2 separate regions of the Mus musculus genome follow, and region 1 is linked to region 2. A link is a loop called in an ENCODE intact Hi-C map of the cell type or tissue named here. Cell type or tissue: heart. All regions are shown on one strand. Links, peaks and the distances in the headings refer to the core of each region. The heading gives the core; the rest is flanking DNA. Region 1 overlaps Zhx2 (zinc fingers and homeoboxes 2). Region 2 overlaps Zhx2 (zinc fingers and homeoboxes 2).

Region 1 (8,329 bases), core at 255-8,254, 55 kb before region 2:
TTTCTCTTCATGCCCCTGCCCCATTAATGCCTTTACTGGCTGACTTCTGTCTGTTGTGTCTTTTCTCTGCTGCTATCTGATGCACCCAAGATCTTTTTCCTTGCCTCTTAATTCTTTAACTGGCAGAGAAAATGAACCCAATCAAGACTCTTAGATGGCAAGAGGGAGGAGGCAGGAACTGGACATTGAGCCACACCATGTTCCCTGGGGCCAGCAGCTGGTAACTGACTTCGGAGCAGGGTCAGAAACAGGAAAGAGACAGCAGGAAAGATGCACACCCAGTAGACCATACACAGCATCTCCAGATTGGAGAACGACCTCAGAGCGAGTAACTTCATCCTGGTTCCACCATGTAGCTACAGCAGAGCCTCTGACTACAGCCCCAGCTTTACCTCTGACCCCCATGACACTCTGGATGAAGGGGTGATCATGATGAAGTCCTTGCTGTGTCCTGGCACAGTTTTATACTAATCATGGAATCCTTATGACCCTGTCCCCATTTCTCAGATGAGGAGACTGAAGCACAGAGAGGCCAGCAACTTGCCCAAGGCCACAAAGCCAGTGGAGAGCCAGGACTTGAACGTGGTGGTGTACTCTAGGACCCCTGTCCTTCTGCACAAATATTCTCTCCTTGCATTCCCCTTCCCCACTTTATCTCACCACCATCGGCTCAGCACCTATTATGTGCCAGGGCCTGTGCGTGCAAGGACACAGTTATCCTCACAGCTCAGCTTTAAGGATGTCATGGTTCATGTCGCAGAGTCACCATCCAGCCCACTTCCTCTGCGTTCCCTTTCTTTCCTCTCCCCTTCTGTCCTCAAACAGTGGCATCACTACCCTGAGGACACAGAGACCAGTCACTTGTGCTAAGTCTGATCTTGGACTCACTCCTGCCTAATGCCCTCATTTAGGTCTGGAGTCCAGCTCTTCTCCTGTCTGGCAGGTAGGGGTTTGGTCATCCGAATGTGTGGGATAAGTCTTGTCCCTGCCAAGGATTCCAAACTTCTGGGTAAAGTCCATTTCATATTCTCTGGCATCCACCTACTTGGGTCTTACCCATGTATTCCCTTATTCCTCCTGTGAATTGGGCAGAAGGGTGACACCCCATCCCCACCCCCTTTTTTATACAGGCTCCCTAGGCCTTTTCTTCCACTCTGAGCAGTCAGCCTATTAGACCAAATCTTCTGATGGTGTGACTAGCAGAACGTTCTTTGGGTAGCCCTGCTGTGGGAGGGGCCACTGCTAAGCCACTCCCCAGAAAAACCTCCCATCATACTCTTTGCATACTCTTCATCTATCATGTACACCAGGTATTTAGGATTACAGATGTGCGTGTGAGCTGTCCGGCATCAGCTGGTGGCACTGGGGCACAGGAAAGACGCAAGGTTTCCTTACTCAGTAGACTCTGCAGTGGCCACCGGTCTTCTCCTCAGCCTCCATCCTCTTCCTATACATCCCACCCCTCAAAGGTTCTAGATTATCACAGAAGAGGGGAAAACACTGCTTTATCAAAGCTTCCCACTTCAGTATTTTTCATGACATTTGTCCAGCCTCTCCTTGAATTCTGTCACTGACAGGGAACTCCCTAGTGACCCAACTTTTTCACTGCATTTGTGCATATCTCTTGTCAGGGAGTTTTGCTTAGTCCAAGTCATCAACAATCCCCGCCCCCACCCCCCTCTGCCCCCCAGCTCTTATCAGGGCTAGTACTTTAGGGTGGCTTTGCCTACTGGCTAAGCCAGGCACTACACACTGTGTTCTAAGACTTTTTCCCCTCATTTTGAACATAACTCTAAAAATATGTCCCTGGCCTGGAAGTCTGAGTTGCTGTCATCTGTGCAGAGAGGGGAGAGCCAGCCACCTGCAGGCTCATGGCGTCTAGGGAAGCCCTGGCAGGAAGCCATTCTGGGAGGTTTACACCTGGAAGCTTGGCTCTGTGCTGTGTCCAGGTGCTGGGTGGATGGAAACAGAGTTGCCAGGTTGGCTTTCCCATGCAGCTCCTATCCTTTCCCCGACATCAACCTGGGCCAGGTGCAAGCACAGCCCACTGCTGTACCACTTACCAGTGTCTGCTGTGAGTTCCTTACATCCTGGGGATCTTGCAGCCAGATTCCCAGAGCAGCCAGTGCATGGAGACCTGCAAAGAAGAAGAGACTGTGTGAGAAGCAGGGCAGAACAAACCAGGTATCCAGCTCTGTATCCAAGCAGGACCAAGCCCTTGGGAAACTAGGATGGAGGTGGGAAGGGGAAAATAAACCCCTGTAAGGACCCAGGCACTCATCAAAGCAACTTCACAATCTCCAGGCTTTGTGGCAATTCTGAGCCAGAGAAAGAAGAGGAACAAAAAAAGTGGGGGGAGGGGACCCCAACTCTGGATGAGTCAGCAGTTTGTAGCAAAAAAGAATTTTTAGGCGTGTGAAAGCAAAGGCAGATGGCTTGGGTGTGGAAAGGGGTTTGGGCTTGTCTAACCTCACTCAGTGTCTCCTCAGAGCATCCTTGCCTCTCACCAGCAGCAGGTTGTGCAGGGTTTCTTTAGGGTACCAGCAAAGGGGGACGCTCAGTGTCCAGGCTTCAAGCAGAAAAGATAATGCAGTCCTTAAAGCAAAAGGCCCCAAGGCCTGTGGAGAGACTCCTGCCAAACACACCCTGTGTGCTTTGAAAATTCCTCTGGAGAGCTGTAGCTGGCAGAACAGGGCGTGTGTGTGTGTGTGTGTGTGTGTGTGTGTGTGTGTGCGCGAACGCGGGGCCTCTGCTTCTGTGCCATAGCATGGTGAGCTGAGGTCTAGGCCCTAGAGCTCTGCAGGCAGTCAGTGGGGGTACCTTGTAAGGACACATGGGGCTGCTTACGGCTTGTGGGACTCCCTTCCCTTGCTCCCCATGGCCATGATCCTCAAACCCTGTCTTTTTTTTTTCTTCTTGTTTCCTTATGAACTCCCAAGTGAACTTTCTGTGTTCTCACGGGGGAAACCTTTTGACCCCGTAAAGAGAATCATCAGGGCTGGAGTTAGTGTTTATTGAGTCTTTACCACGCTCCCCACACTTGCTCTTGACACACCTGAGCAGGATTCTTGCTGTGCAGACGTGTTCCTTTGAATAGCAAAGTGCAAACTCACAAACTCACACCTCAAGAGAGAGAGCCTAGCTGGGAAGGCAGGCTCCGGGCTGTGGATTCGGAGGTTGCATTTTAACAAGAGCCATAGGCGACGTGCGGGCTGTACGACAGGCTTTATTATTCTCTCAGCCATGGGAGGAAGTCTCTGACCATTGCCGGGTGAGGAAATGAGCTAGGGAAGCCACAGTTAGCTGCCTCCGCTAAAGAGCTGGTGACGGGGAGAGTGGATTCAAGCCATTTCCATTGGCTTCTGGAAACTGCATTCCTTTCTACCACACTATCTGTGGGCGGAGTAAAAGGAAGGGCCAGGCAGGCCATGCTTAGTAAGAGTGGCTTGGGAAGAGCAGTCTGCTGCAGTGGGGAGTGATGAGCTCAGGCCAGAGACGAGCATCCCCTTCTCTGTTATGTTAAAATCCCCAGGTCTTGGACCATTCCCCTCGTGTGTGTGTGTGTGTGTGTGTGTGTGTGTGTGTGTGTGTGTGTGTGAAACGGACGGACGGACACAAGCTTCTGCATAGAGTCCCAGTGTCTAATTGATTCTGATTCAAAGAATTCAGATCTCTCATCCCTACCCATAGAATGACCTATCTGGGAGAAGAGCCCTCCCCTTCCCCAAGGAGACCAGGCAGTGAGTGAGTGACCCTTAGGAAGTGCTATTTCAGGCAGGTGAGAGTTACTATTCTCTGTTTCCAAGAGAAGACCAGAGGCCTCAAGCTAGCCATGATGGGGGAAGGGATGTCACACATAGTTTATTTATTCTCTTCTTACACAGTAACTCCCCACTGTAGCCTCTACTCCAACCCCCACTCCTCTCAGTCCCCCCCCCCCCCATACCTTCCTACTCCTCCACATCCCCTGCTCCTCAAGTTCCTTTTAAGAAAGAGCAGGTTTCCCAGGGATAGCACTCAAACGGAGCATAGCAAGTTACAATAAGACTAGGCACAAACCTTCCTATCCAGGCTGAACGAGGCAACTCAGTAGGAGGAAAGGGACCCATGAGCAGGCAAAAGAGTCAGAGATAACCCCACTCCCACTGTTAGAAGTTCCTCCAAAACTCCAAGCTAAACAGCTGCAGCATGTTTGCAGAGGACCTAGGTCAGACCCATGCAGGCTCCATGATCATCACTTCAGTCTCTGTGAGTCCCTGTGAGCCCTGCTTAGTTGATTCCGTGGGACATGGTCTTATGGTGTCCTCAAGCCCTCTGGTTCTTACAATCCTTCTCTCCCTCTTTTATAGGGTTCTGTGGGCAAAAGAATGAGGAAAGGGATGTCCCAGGGAGGTTTGTTTGTTTGTTTCAAAGAATTATTTATTTATGCATACAGATACAATGTAGCTCTCTTCAGACACACCAGAAGAGGGCATCTGATCTCATTATACATGGTTGTGAGCCACCATGTGGTTGCTGGGAGTTGAACTCAGGACTGGAAGAGCATTCAGTGCTCTTAACCTCTGAGCTATCTCTCCAGGCTCCATCCCCTTTCAATGCTCTTGATTAGTGACATCCTACTCCATGTTTTGATTCCAAACTCACATTATAAGATGGGTTTTTTTTTAAAAAAAAAGATTTATTTATTTATTTATTACATGTAAGTACACTGTAGCTGTCTTCAGACCCTCCAGAAGAGGGAGTCAGATCTCATTATGGATGGTTGTGAGCCACCATGTGGTTGCTGGGATTTGAACTTCGGACCTTCGGGAGAGCAGTCGGGTGCTCTTACCCACTGAGCCATCTCACCAGCCCATAAGATGGGTTTTTGTGGGACGCATGGACAAAGACAGAGATAGTCCACAACCCACATAGGTCCATGGCTGTTTTTTTCTCAATCTCAAGTAGCCCATTGGTATCCTTGATTTAAAGTTAGGCTCCCCTCCCATGAAGCATTGGTTTCAGGACCCTATCTGGGTATTAAAATCCTCCTCTAAGAGACAGAGAGTCATGACTGGTTGCTTGACACAAGTGAGCTGTAGTCATCAGAGAGGGAGGAGCCTCAGTTGAAGAAATACCTCCATAAGATCCAGCAGAAAGGCATTTTCTCAACTAGTGATCAACAGGGGAGGGCCCAGCCCATAGTGGGTGGTGCCATGCCTGGGCTGGTGGTCCTAGATTCTATAAGAAAGCAGACTGAGTAAGCCATGAGATGTAAGTCAGTAAACAGAACCCCTCCATGGCCTCTGCATTAACTCCTGCCTTCAGGTTCCTGCGTTTGAGTTCCTGTCCTGACCTCCTTTGGGAATGAACAGCAATGTGGAAGTGGAAGAGTTTATTCAAACTCTTCCCTCCCCAACTTGTTTTTTGATCATTGTGTTTTGTTGCAGCAATAGAAACCCTGACTAAGGCACATGCCAAGAAAATGCAGACACTTCCTTGGTTCACACAAATGTCCTACCCTTTCAAGCACCAGCAGTGGGGTGCCAAGTGCCCTGAAAGGTGACCACAGCACACCACACAGCATGCCCCCACACCTCCTTGACTCAGCTGTGGTTGCATGTAGTTTCAGAAGGATTTCCTGAGCCCTTTACAAAGGCTGGACAAAGCTGTCCACCTCGGCTCCACCTTTCTGAAGCCTGGGCCTGCTCCGACACCTGATATCCTGTGACTTGTCCTTTCTCTTCAACCTGCTAACCTCAGCCCTTCCATAGCCCCAGTCTTCTATCTGCCTCCCGTCAACATCCACCTTTTACAGAAAATTGATGAGAATTCCATCTGTGTGTCCTGTCTCGCTGATGTCTGCCAGTTCCAGCTCCTACGCTCTGGGCAGCCCCATGGCTGGGCTGGGGCAGGCTACTCTCTCAAACATTCCGCCCTCCTTCCTACCCTAATTACTAGCATCTCACCCTGATGTCTGATGGAGGTAGAGTAGAACTGGGTAAGCGATGGCCGTCCCTCTTATTTGTGACAGTTCCGATTGTTATTCACAGGCGATTAGGCAGCCACCAGAGCACAGAGTAGCACAATGATTTGGCTGGGGTCCCACCAGCAGGGACTCTCAGACCCGGAGACCAGGCTCACAGAATCAGTTCTGTGCTTTGGTTTATTCATGAACACAGCTTTTCTCCAGCCCCCTAGAGCAGTGGGTCTCAACCTTCCTAATGCTGTGACTCTTTAATACAGTTTCCTCATGTTGTGGTGATCCCCCACACCCTAAAATTATTTCTGTTACTACTTCATAGTTCTAACTTGAATGCCGTTATGAATCCTGATGTAAATATGTTTTGAATGTAGAGGTTTGCCAAAGGGGTCGCGACCCACAGGTTGAGAACCACTGTTCCAGCTAACCGTTAGTTTTGACAAGCATGATAAATGGTGTGATGCATGGAGATGAAAGGCACTGGGCTGCTGCTCTTGCATGGCCCCTTCTTTGACTCCAGTTATTTCTTCTTTCTGTGCACCTTGGGGGGCTATGCACATAGCCTGCCTCCTCCTCCTGCGTGGGAGGGATGCCAGATAGCAATGGTAGGGACTGCCTTAGTATATGCCCAGTGGAGCCTGCAGCTCTGGGTATGAATGGCAGAGCTCAAAAGGAGACTATGAATGAATGAAAGGCTCTGTAGCATCCTTAGATCTCCAAATATGCACGTCTCCTCTCTTGCTGGCCTACAACCCCTGCCACACTGGCCCTATGAAGCAAAATGTTACTGAGAAAAAATATGCAGACAGAATTTCCTTATATGGGTCACTGTTTTGCCTCTGGGCCTGGTCTAATCTTGTTACACTGCTGGGCACTTTAAAAGCTAGGGCTGGAGAGAGCTCAGATGTTAAGAGCACTGGCTGCTCTTCCGAGAACCTGGGTTCAATTCCCAACACCCACATGGCAGTTCACAACTGTCTGCAGCTCCAGTTCCAGAGGATCTGACACCCTCTCATACATATACATGCAGGTAAAACACCAATGCACATGAAATAAAAATTTAAAAATTCCCAAAGGTATTACATGATCTGTACATCTTGAAGAAGAAGAAGAAAATAAAAAGACCGGGGCTATATTAAAGGTTTGCAATTGAGAGACACCCTCTGCTAGGATGTCTTCCTCTAATATAGACCATTCCATGTTCATTCAGCAAACATGTACTGGGCAGTAAGAAACCACTCACAACATGTCGTTGTACCCTAAGGCAAAAGCATCATACGGAGAACCATGGCACAGGGAGCCCTGGGCTCTGGCTGGACCCAACATAGACTACGACCAGGAGAGGGGGCAGAAACTGAAGGAGACAGAAAGCCACACACTGCTTCTGCGGAGCCTCAGCTTGGTTATCACTCCCTGGCCTGGTAATGTGATAATCACCTATTCCAGGTGATATCCCACCTCGGTCAGCAGCATCAGATTCCCAGAACCAAGGTGGATGCTGACTGCACATGACTTGTCTGGGATTACAGCCTTAGAAGGCGGAGGCAGGGTCCCTGGGTTAAGTGGTAAAAAATGCAGCTCTGGATTTGACCAATAGACCCTGCCTCTATGAATTAGGTAGAAAGAATATCTAGCTCAGCTCTCCACATACAGACACACACTTATACCCATGCATACAGTGCACCTACATACATGGAACATGTGTACACATCATTCACATATGTGTGTGTGTGTGTGTGTGTGTGTGTATCTATGCCTGAGAAAAGGAGGGAAAGCCACTCATAGTGGTACCCATGCTTATAATCTTAGCGTTGGAGAGATGGAGACAGGAAGATTCTTAGGGTACATTAGCTTAACCCGTGAGACCCAAGTCCCAATAAGAGTCCCTATCTTAAAAATAGGTGGACAGTGCTGAACTGCTTATACTAGAGGCTGACTCCTGGCCTCCACAGACATGGGCATGCACATGTATGCACACATACGTAGGTGTACCTGCAAAAACATGAACATGCATGCACGCGTGCCCACAATGAAAGAGGGAGAAAACACTTCCTCTTCATCGTTGTCCAGCACAGGGATATCCTGAGCTCCAGGGAGGGCTACAACTGTTTTGTCCCAGGCTGCTCCTTTCTTGTTTCTCCACCCCCTTACAGGGGCACAGATTACAGGCCACGCTGTGGATAAGGTGAACCCTGGCTTTACCAGAACGGGGACAAAGACATCAAAGCCATTATTGTGCTAATCCTAGCACAGTTCAATGGGGCCAAACTTGCAAGGAGGGCACATGAGGCCAACACAGAATGAGGTGACTCCCAAGAGACATAGGGGTGGGGGTGGGGGAATAGAGAAGGGGAAAGTTGTGTAAAA
Region 2 (8,329 bases), core at 10-8,009:
AGACACTTCATACTAGCAATAGGACCCTGAGTAATTCAGAGGCTAGGGAGAGTCCACATTCCCCATCTTATAAAGCCACGGCTGGCTGGACTAGATGAACTTGAAGGCGGTCAGCTGACTGGTCACCACAGAAACCAGTGCAAAGTCGGTCACACACACACTGCCTGCTGGGTAGTCCCAGGATTGGCTGGTGGAAGAAGGCTTGCTGCCCACGTGGAACCCATCTGCCAGGCAACGTTTCAGAGCCAAAATCCAAACAGACAACCAACCCTTCCTGACCAGAGTGCTGAGCTCAAGGTTCGTTTTTTTTTTTTTAAAATTGGGTATTTATTTCATTTACATTTCCAATGCTATCCCAAAAGTCCCCCACATGCTCCCCCACCCACCCACTCCCACTTCTTGGAGCTCAAGGTTCTTAAGGGATCCTTTGAAGAAGAACTAAACAGATTTGAATGGAAAAAGACGTGTTTCATTTTGCCATTACGATAGGCCTAACATTTAATGTGGTACCTAGCATATAGCAATCCTGTGCTTGCTTCCTATAGGAACACCACACGCAGAAACAAGCCAAGCACCCAGAATCCCAACGGCCTCGGACTGACCCCAGAATGGCTGGTGGTGCAGAATGTGTGAAACCCCGTGAGTCCTGAGAGTGAAGCCCTGGCCCTTTGGGCGCCGCCTAACAGTGATGCGTATCGAGTCAGCCATTCCTCTGCACTGTGAGGCTCAGCTTGGACCCTTTCTTAGCTATCGTTTTAAATGTTGTCTCACTTTTCTCAATTGTTCCATGGAGATTCCCCAAGCCTCTTTCAGGAGGAGAGAAACAGCAATGACCTCACACGGGTGGAGTGAACAAGCTTCAGCAATAGTGCTGTGGAAGGGCGGCACGCTGACGGCTGGGGTGAACTGGGGCCGTTAGCAGTCGTACTGGGATGCTTCGCAGTTAAGTTGGGGCCTCACTGAATGTTAACCTTTATGCTACACTGAGTGTTCAGTGCAAACCGAAACTGTAATGGTATGCTCCTAAGTGTACGTGAAATAGGTAATACATTACAACAACAACAACAACAACAAAATGTTTGGTGGCTTTTCACTTTCCTACGATGGCTCCTTCACCTTTCACTGAGAGGGGAACTTGGTGCTGCCTTAAAGCTGTAAGATGCCCCCTGGACTAAGTTCCTGGATGCTTTTGCTTAGGCCTTGGCTTTCCTGCTAATAATCATTGTGGTCCTGACTCCCAATTCAAGCAAGGACTGAGTCTTAACTCTAGAAGAGCAGGCGCTACCAGAGGTGGGCGAAAGCTTTTGGTATTTCAGCACACAAAGACCAAAACAGAGCCGATGCAGTTGGTGTCTGCTGGAGCAGCACAGCCAGGGCTCTGATGGGCAGAGCCCCCTTGCTATGGAACAAGGAATCAGGCACACCGAACACTGCCCAGGCTCCCCGTGTGAGCACTCGTGGCATCTCTGAGAGTGGCTTGATGTCCCTCTCTCTTTCTTTGCTGCAGCAGCCAGAAAGCTGGTGGCTTCAAATGTCACAACTATAAAATCTCAGCAGCCTGGACCCTCCAGTCAGAGCTTAAAATAAAGTTATCTGGAGGGCTGTGGTTGGACCCTTCAGGGGACCGACTTCCTGAGAGGCAGACCCTAGTTTGTTAAGCCCCTGGGAGAGTGGGGCTTATCTGTCACACACACAGCATCACACCTTATGCTAGTCTGGAGGTCATCTCAAATTTTATTTTTGTTGGTGGGACAAGTAACCCAACATAAATCATCATGGGAGGAAAGGGGTTTGTTTCACCTTACAATTCTGGGTCATAGCTCATCAGAGTAGAGAAGTTAAGGTAGGAGGGACGGGGGACAGCTGGCCATACCACATTCAGTCAAGAGCAGAGAGACATGAATGTCTGTATACATACTGCTTAGCTCAATTGATTTCACTCTTACACAGTTCAGGGCTCAGCCCATGAAATGGTGGCACCCATATGTAGGGTGGGTTTTTCCACCATGTTAACTCTCACAGGCAGAACCACAGACTAGCAAGATCTAGATAGTCCTTCCTTGAGGGTTTTCTCCCAGGTGGCTCCACACTGTGTCAAGTTGACAATTAAAAATAACCGTCACTGAGTTTCATGTACCTTCCTTGAAGAACGGCCTGCTAGTCACTATTACACATACACATGCATGCAAACATGAAGTTATAAACCTAACAAGGATTCTCACTGCACAGGCTGGTTCAGTAGGGTTATTGGTCTTCCGTCTCTTTTGACAGGGGACAAAACCACAAGAGTGTCATGAGGACAAGGGGCTGCAGTAGTGCCCAAAGCATCTTTGCCAGGAAAGAGAAAATGTTCCTGCTGGCTCCAGTCTTGTTGTTCATGAACAGAGTCTGCCACACTAGGGGAAGACAGGGCAGGTCTCTTTATCCTCTTGCTAAGGGTGTGACACTGATTCTTCAGTGTCACTCTTTACAGAGTGACAGGAAAAAAACTTTGACTCTGCAGTCACTCAGATGTGGCTTTAAACTACAGCTCTGCCATTTCCATGTACTCCATCAGATTCGTGTCATGTAGCCTCAGTTTCCTCCTGTGGAAAATGGCTGTAAATTTCCTACCAAGTTGGGGAATCTTAAATTACATTAAGTAAGGGTCTGACACACACCATGCTTGCTTCAGTGGCGATTGTCTAGCAAGCTCATCCCCCCTTTTTAATACTTCAGAATTTTGTTTTGGTTTATTTAGGAACAGGGTGGCCTCAGTTGGACTCATGATCCTCCTGCCTCAGCTTCCTGACTGCCAGAACGACTACCTTTTTGTGCCACTTCCTACCGCTCTATACTTTACCCCACTTCCCGTTGCCCAACTTAAAGTTAGCTTTCCAGTTCAGTCTCTCTAAGTCTAAAACTGGAAGCAGTAGAAAGGCCCTGCAGGGACAGTGCTCATACACCCCGTTTGCCATTCAGAAGGGGAGGCCCGGTGCTTCTGAGGAAAAAGAATGACACCCTGCCAAAAGCAGGAAGCTGATCCAAAAAATACCTAGCCTGCGTGTCCAGATGAGGCAGCCTGCTGGGACCAGGCAGGCAGGCAGGCAGGCAGGCAGGCAGGCAGGCAGGCAGGCAGAGGTTGCCAAAAGCCTCTGAATTTAAGATAAAGTTCTTTTGGGGCAAAGCGGCCTTGATGGCCTCCTATTTGAAAACTGTCCAGTTAGTCCTTTGGCACAGACTGGCCACCAGGGGCAGCAGTGAGCAGCAGCGCATTAAGCACTTGGGCCAAGCCTGTACAACCCTTCTCCTGGAGGTCTCTCTCTGGAAAGAGAGCCTTTTGCTCACCCTTGCAGCCACCCAGGCGCTCTGCAGACCTCCATTCTCAACCCCCAGAGTGGACCAGTCCTGAACTGGTGCTCAGAGAAGACAGACAAACAAACAGGAAGCTCTCCCTGTTGGTGGAAAGTGACCCTTCCCTTCCCCTCCCCCGCTCCTCCAGGCAAACAGATACATAATCAGATCAAAATCCACGAAGTGACAACTCTTTTCAGGTCACCCTGGCCTCTCAGGGGGAGGGGCAAGAATCACCACAGAAGGAAAGGAAAGGTTGGGATGTGGGCGGGGGAGTCCCATGTGCAAAGCTATAAATGGGGGAAGGGATGGCACTCTTGGGGGTCTGGAGCAACTGAAATGGGGCACACGCAACAAGAGGTAAAGCAATTAGAGGAAATCTGCCTGCTACGAAGAAATTGGCTCCAAGACAGCCAGTGTACCAGGGTCAGGAATTTGGACTTGACCCCATGGGTCAGAAGTTACTTTCGTTTGCAGGAAGGTTGGAGAGTTCAACTGGAGAACTAGGCCTGATGCTAAGAGCTAAGGCGCGTGCTTTTCTCCTCTATCTTACCAAACCACATCTTATCAGTCTATACTTTACCCTTCAGTCTGCCACACCTTTGCTGATCCCCCGGAAGCATTTGGGTTGGACTTCTGGGTACCGAGTGACCAGGGAAGGTTTAGTGAAAGTCAACGGATTCAGGGTTTTCAAACTACACCTAGGTGGAGCTGAGGGAGGGCTTGGCGACAGATGACAAATCATTGGCCCTTCCAGCAGGACTTCCTCTTCTTATTTGAAAACAAAACACAGATACAAAGAGAAAACAAACAAGAAAACCAAAAAATAAAAATTCACTTTAGTGTAGTTAGAGCCAGTAGTACACTGCTCTCCTGTTTCAACACACATACACACACACACACACACACACACACACACACACACACACACACAGAGCACAGCACACATGGAGAACTCTCTTGTATTCAATTCCACTTACCAGTTTAATAACTATTGAGCAACCACTTAGTCAGGGCTAGGTGCGCTTGTGGCATGGGGAGGGGAGAGACTCAAAGGAGAAAGACCCAGAGTTCTAGCTTGAGGTCTCCCCAGAGCTCCACCATTGGTGGGCAGTGTGAGGCAGAGGTGACCTTCTCTATAGAGAGCCCTGATCACCAGGAGCTAGATGCTAAGCATGTTATATGCACAAGGCTAGGAGGAGTAGCTGGAAGGCTGAGCAGAACCCCTGAGCTTCTGTTGTTAAGAGTGAGTCTAAGACACACACAGGGCCTATGTAGCCTTGGGCTAAGCTGAGTAACAAGACACCTGCCATTCTAATTGTTTGAACAACTAATACATCTCTTCTGTATCTAGATGTTTCAAAGTAAACTCCCCAAGTCCCCTCCTATAGATTGTGCATCCCCTCCATACTCCAACTGTGAAAGGCCAGGAGGCTGAGAAGGTATCAGATAAGATCAGCAACAGAGATGAGTTATAGCATTGCATGTCTATAATCCCAGCATTAGGTAGGTAGGCAGGAGGACCAGCCTGAGCTACTTTGAGGGTTCAATGCCAGCCTGGGCTATCTTGTCTCAAAACAACACAAAACAAACAGCAACAAAAATTCATCCTTAAATGAAAACACATGTGCAGAAATGGTCACAGCGGCCTTCTCAAATTCCCCCAAAGGGAAGCAGCCCAAGTGCTCGCCAGCTGGTGAAGAGATAACAAAATAAGGTATATCTTCCCCATGTGGTACTGTTCGGTAATACCAAGGGATAAAAGACTGATAGACACTACTCCACGGCAGATGACCGCAAGTGCTTTAAGCCATGTAAACGAAGCTATATGACTTTTCATGGTTGCAGGCTATATGATCGCAAAGGTGTAGATCAGCTGTCCACAGTGGGTGAAGTGGGGGAGGGGGTAAGCCTGACGGATAGCGGCTGCTAATGGGTGCTCCAAGTCCCGTTTGGGGGTGATGGAAGTGTTCTGAAGTTACGTCATGGTGACGGCTACATAAATTAGGTAAAGACCCTGAAGAGCAGTATTGGTATACTTTAGGTAGGATAATTTAATGTGCTATCTTCAACGGAGCTCATTCAAAAGACTTAGCTGCACCTTCTCCAATCCCAGCAGAAGGTTGTGAGTTCAAGGCCAGCCTGGGCTACATATGGAGAAAAGAAGAAAGAGCTGGAGTGAAGGAAGGAAGATAAAGAAAAGGAAACAGGGGTCCCACTTATGTGTGGCTCCAAGCTTCACAAAGCCTGACACCAGAGTTTTAAATCCGTCTAACCGTATGGTTTTCATGCCACTAAGTGCTTGTTATAATTACCTCAGCTTACTAAACGTTCCCCACATAGGAGACTCTGAGGGATGAACCTGGGAGTCTCTTGTGATTCTGTACCTCTGAGTAACGTACCCGCCTTTGATATCGGCTTCCTAGAAAGAGCTACAGAATGCATCAGGCCTGAAGTGGATAAAACCCTTCAGTTCTTGGATCCTAGATGGCTGCATTCAAGTTCCGGTTCCCCCATTTGTGCTAACCATAGGCACAGGGGGTAGAAGAAGCAATGTATGCCCGGAGCCTCATTAGTCACGGAGCTAGATGGTGTTAGACTGCATGGCTTCAGGAGCCCTCGGACAAATGTCTTCCTCTTCTGTGTGCCTTGCTTGTCAAAAGCAGGAGGCTATCTAATATCTCTTAGGGGTGCCAGAAGCACATCCACAAAATGCCTAGAACTGAACTCAAGACATCAGTAGGCTTAGCTACGTGGGCTGGGGGTTCAGGACTGTTGTGTGTGGACTTCCTGAGAGGAGGGACACTGATCTGTCACTCTGGCAGGTGCTCCCCTGGTGCCAGGAAAGAGGAACCGGTTAGTGGGGAGGAAAAGGTACAGAGATGAGCTGGCTGATAAAGCAAGCAGAAAGGCCTGAAGTGTCTGCGCCAGACATCAAAGGGAACTGCTCCAGGATTGTGGGATCCTGGGTTGATTGGTACAGCTTCCTAGGTCTCAGTTTTTCCCTCCCTCCCTCCTTTCCTCCCTCCCTGCCTTCCTTCCTCCCTTCTGCCTGGAGACAGGCAGGGCCTTATCATGTCACTTTGTTGCCCTATGTAGCCTAGAACTCCCTTTTCAACCAATTCTCCTGTGTCTGCCTCCCAGTACGGCATTGCAGGTGTGTGCCACTGCACTGGGGTTGGTTTTGAAAGTTTCTTGTTGCTGGAACATCCCTGGGTCCTACTAATAAACTCATTTCCTTGAATGTCCTTTCAACTGATTGTAGGCTATGCACTTAGAGACCCAGCGCCCTCTTTCTAAAAGCACCAAGGCCAGACACTGTCCAACTGCACACTGTTAGTTAGAATGTTGGTCGCTGGGACATCCACCATTTACCCTTGAAGTGATCGAGTTCATTATTCAACCTTACAGCGAGATAGCTCTAGTTTCTAGCAGCAGCAGCAGCAGCAGCAGCAGCACTCTGCCTGCTCAGAATCAATTTTTGTAACACAAAGTTCCCCAGAAGATGGTAGATGGCAGTTCCAGAGGACCAAGAGAAGCTGAAGCATCAACTGAAGAGATCAGAGTGCAGCCTGCTCTTGCCTGGAGCTCACCCCTCCTCCAGAATGTCCTGGCTGGAGGACAACCCCCTTTCCCAGCTTCCCGTTTCCAGTCCCTATGTTCCCGCTATCCACTCTAACATCACCAACACAAAGACATTAAAAAGAAAAAGACAAGGCACCCCCATCCCAAGAAGTGGGGTGTGTGCTTTCTTTCCCCACAGCCCATCCTCTGCCATCTCTAACGTGACCGTGACCGTCCGTCCCCTCAGGCTTGGGCCAAGCTGTGTGCAGGTATCTTGAATCTGTTTCTAGGAAAGCAGAAGCAAAGTTTAAATGAAAATAATTTCAACATGTCATCCTCCACAGGCCATGGAGATCCTTTGGGGACTCTGGGTAGGCCCAGGGGCTGGGAGAGCCTGAGATGGCTTTGTCGTTAGAGCAATTCTACCTTGTCTCATATTTTAAGAACAGCGGGAACGTAATAGCAGCTGAAAGGAGTTTTCTGTGTGCTATTTAACTAAATGGCTCTGCAGCTGGAGAGAGCCATGGGCAGACGTGTTATGATTCAAAGGTTCCCAATTACAATGATCCTCTTTTATTGTATAAAAACAGCCACACAGCTATTCCCCGCCCCCACCCCTATGCTTGCTCCTTCCACCCCTGCTCCTCATTGGCCAGCGAGGCTGTGCTGCATCCTGAAGGCCCAAGCTCCTCTTCGGGTCCCAATTCTACAGCTTTTGGCTCCCTGGGATTCTTTCTGTCCAGGTCAGGGAGAGCATGGAGGTGCCCCTGACTGAGGCAGGGTGGCACCGTTCTCCAGACGACAGGTGACAATTTAGAATCCCAGTTCTGATCATATTCTTGTATGTATCCATACAGGTACACATGTTGGCCCACTCCCTAAATCTCTGCAGAGGCCAAGCAACCAGATAGAGTCCAAAAGTATGTCCAAACCAACCCCTCTCTCCACACTTCCTTACAGTCTGGCTTGGAGCTTGTCTGTCCCCGTGTTTCAAAGTCCTGGAAACAAACTGATCTGAGTGACCCACCTACCTCCCCTCTGTGTTCTTGAGCCAGGGCTTTGGCTCTCTGAGCTTTGCATTCCAATCTCTGCAGTGGGACCATACACAGCTCCCCAGTCACTCCTCCTGCTCCAATTAAGTGTCACAATGAAGGGGAAGCATTCATCCCGGTGTCTGGCACACAGTAGCCACTGCCGTTCTTCAGATGAGCTGATGTGTGGGCTTGTGGTGTGCCTGGGTGAGCCAGGATCTCACCAGTCAGAGCTGACAAGACTGGGAGTATAGCTGGCCCACAGGGGAGGGTTTTTCTGGAATCTTCCTGCAATACTAGTTTGAAACTGTCACCTGTATGCAGCTGATGTCTACATCCATGCATGCTGCCTGATCTCTAACATAGAATTCTTAGCCCCCCACCCCTACTTTCTGCAGATG

Evidence for each region. Peaks named below come from ENCODE experiments on the same cell type or tissue, not always from the same donor. Only the 100,000 strongest peaks of a DNase experiment are listed, where the experiment ranks them.
Region 1: a loop joins it to region 2, with 2.0 times the contacts of the local background. A loop is called at or near these places in 7 of 42 quality-filtered maps.

The regions. Positions count from the first base shown.
Region 1 is chr15:57,756,454-57,764,782 of GRCm38, reverse strand. Zhx2 (zinc fingers and homeoboxes 2) reads right to left here. Exons shown (of 4, transcript NM_199449.2): 2 at 2,064-2,137. Among named protein-coding and RNA genes, the nearest start is that of Zhx2, 66 kb to the right of the region's middle. In heart, for the core only: no CTCF peak of the experiment used is centred there; DNase peaks (open chromatin) are centred at 3,362 and 5,952; H3K4me3 peaks cover 271 bases; H3K27ac peaks cover 1,867 bases.
Region 2 is chr15:57,700,857-57,709,185 of GRCm38, reverse strand. All of the region lies in intron 1 of Zhx2 (zinc fingers and homeoboxes 2), which reads right to left. Among named protein-coding and RNA genes, the nearest start is that of Zhx2, 10 kb to the right of the region's middle. In heart, for the core only: a CTCF peak has its summit at 3,223 (motif pointing right); DNase peaks (open chromatin) are centred at 135, 835 and 3,175; H3K27ac peaks cover 341 bases.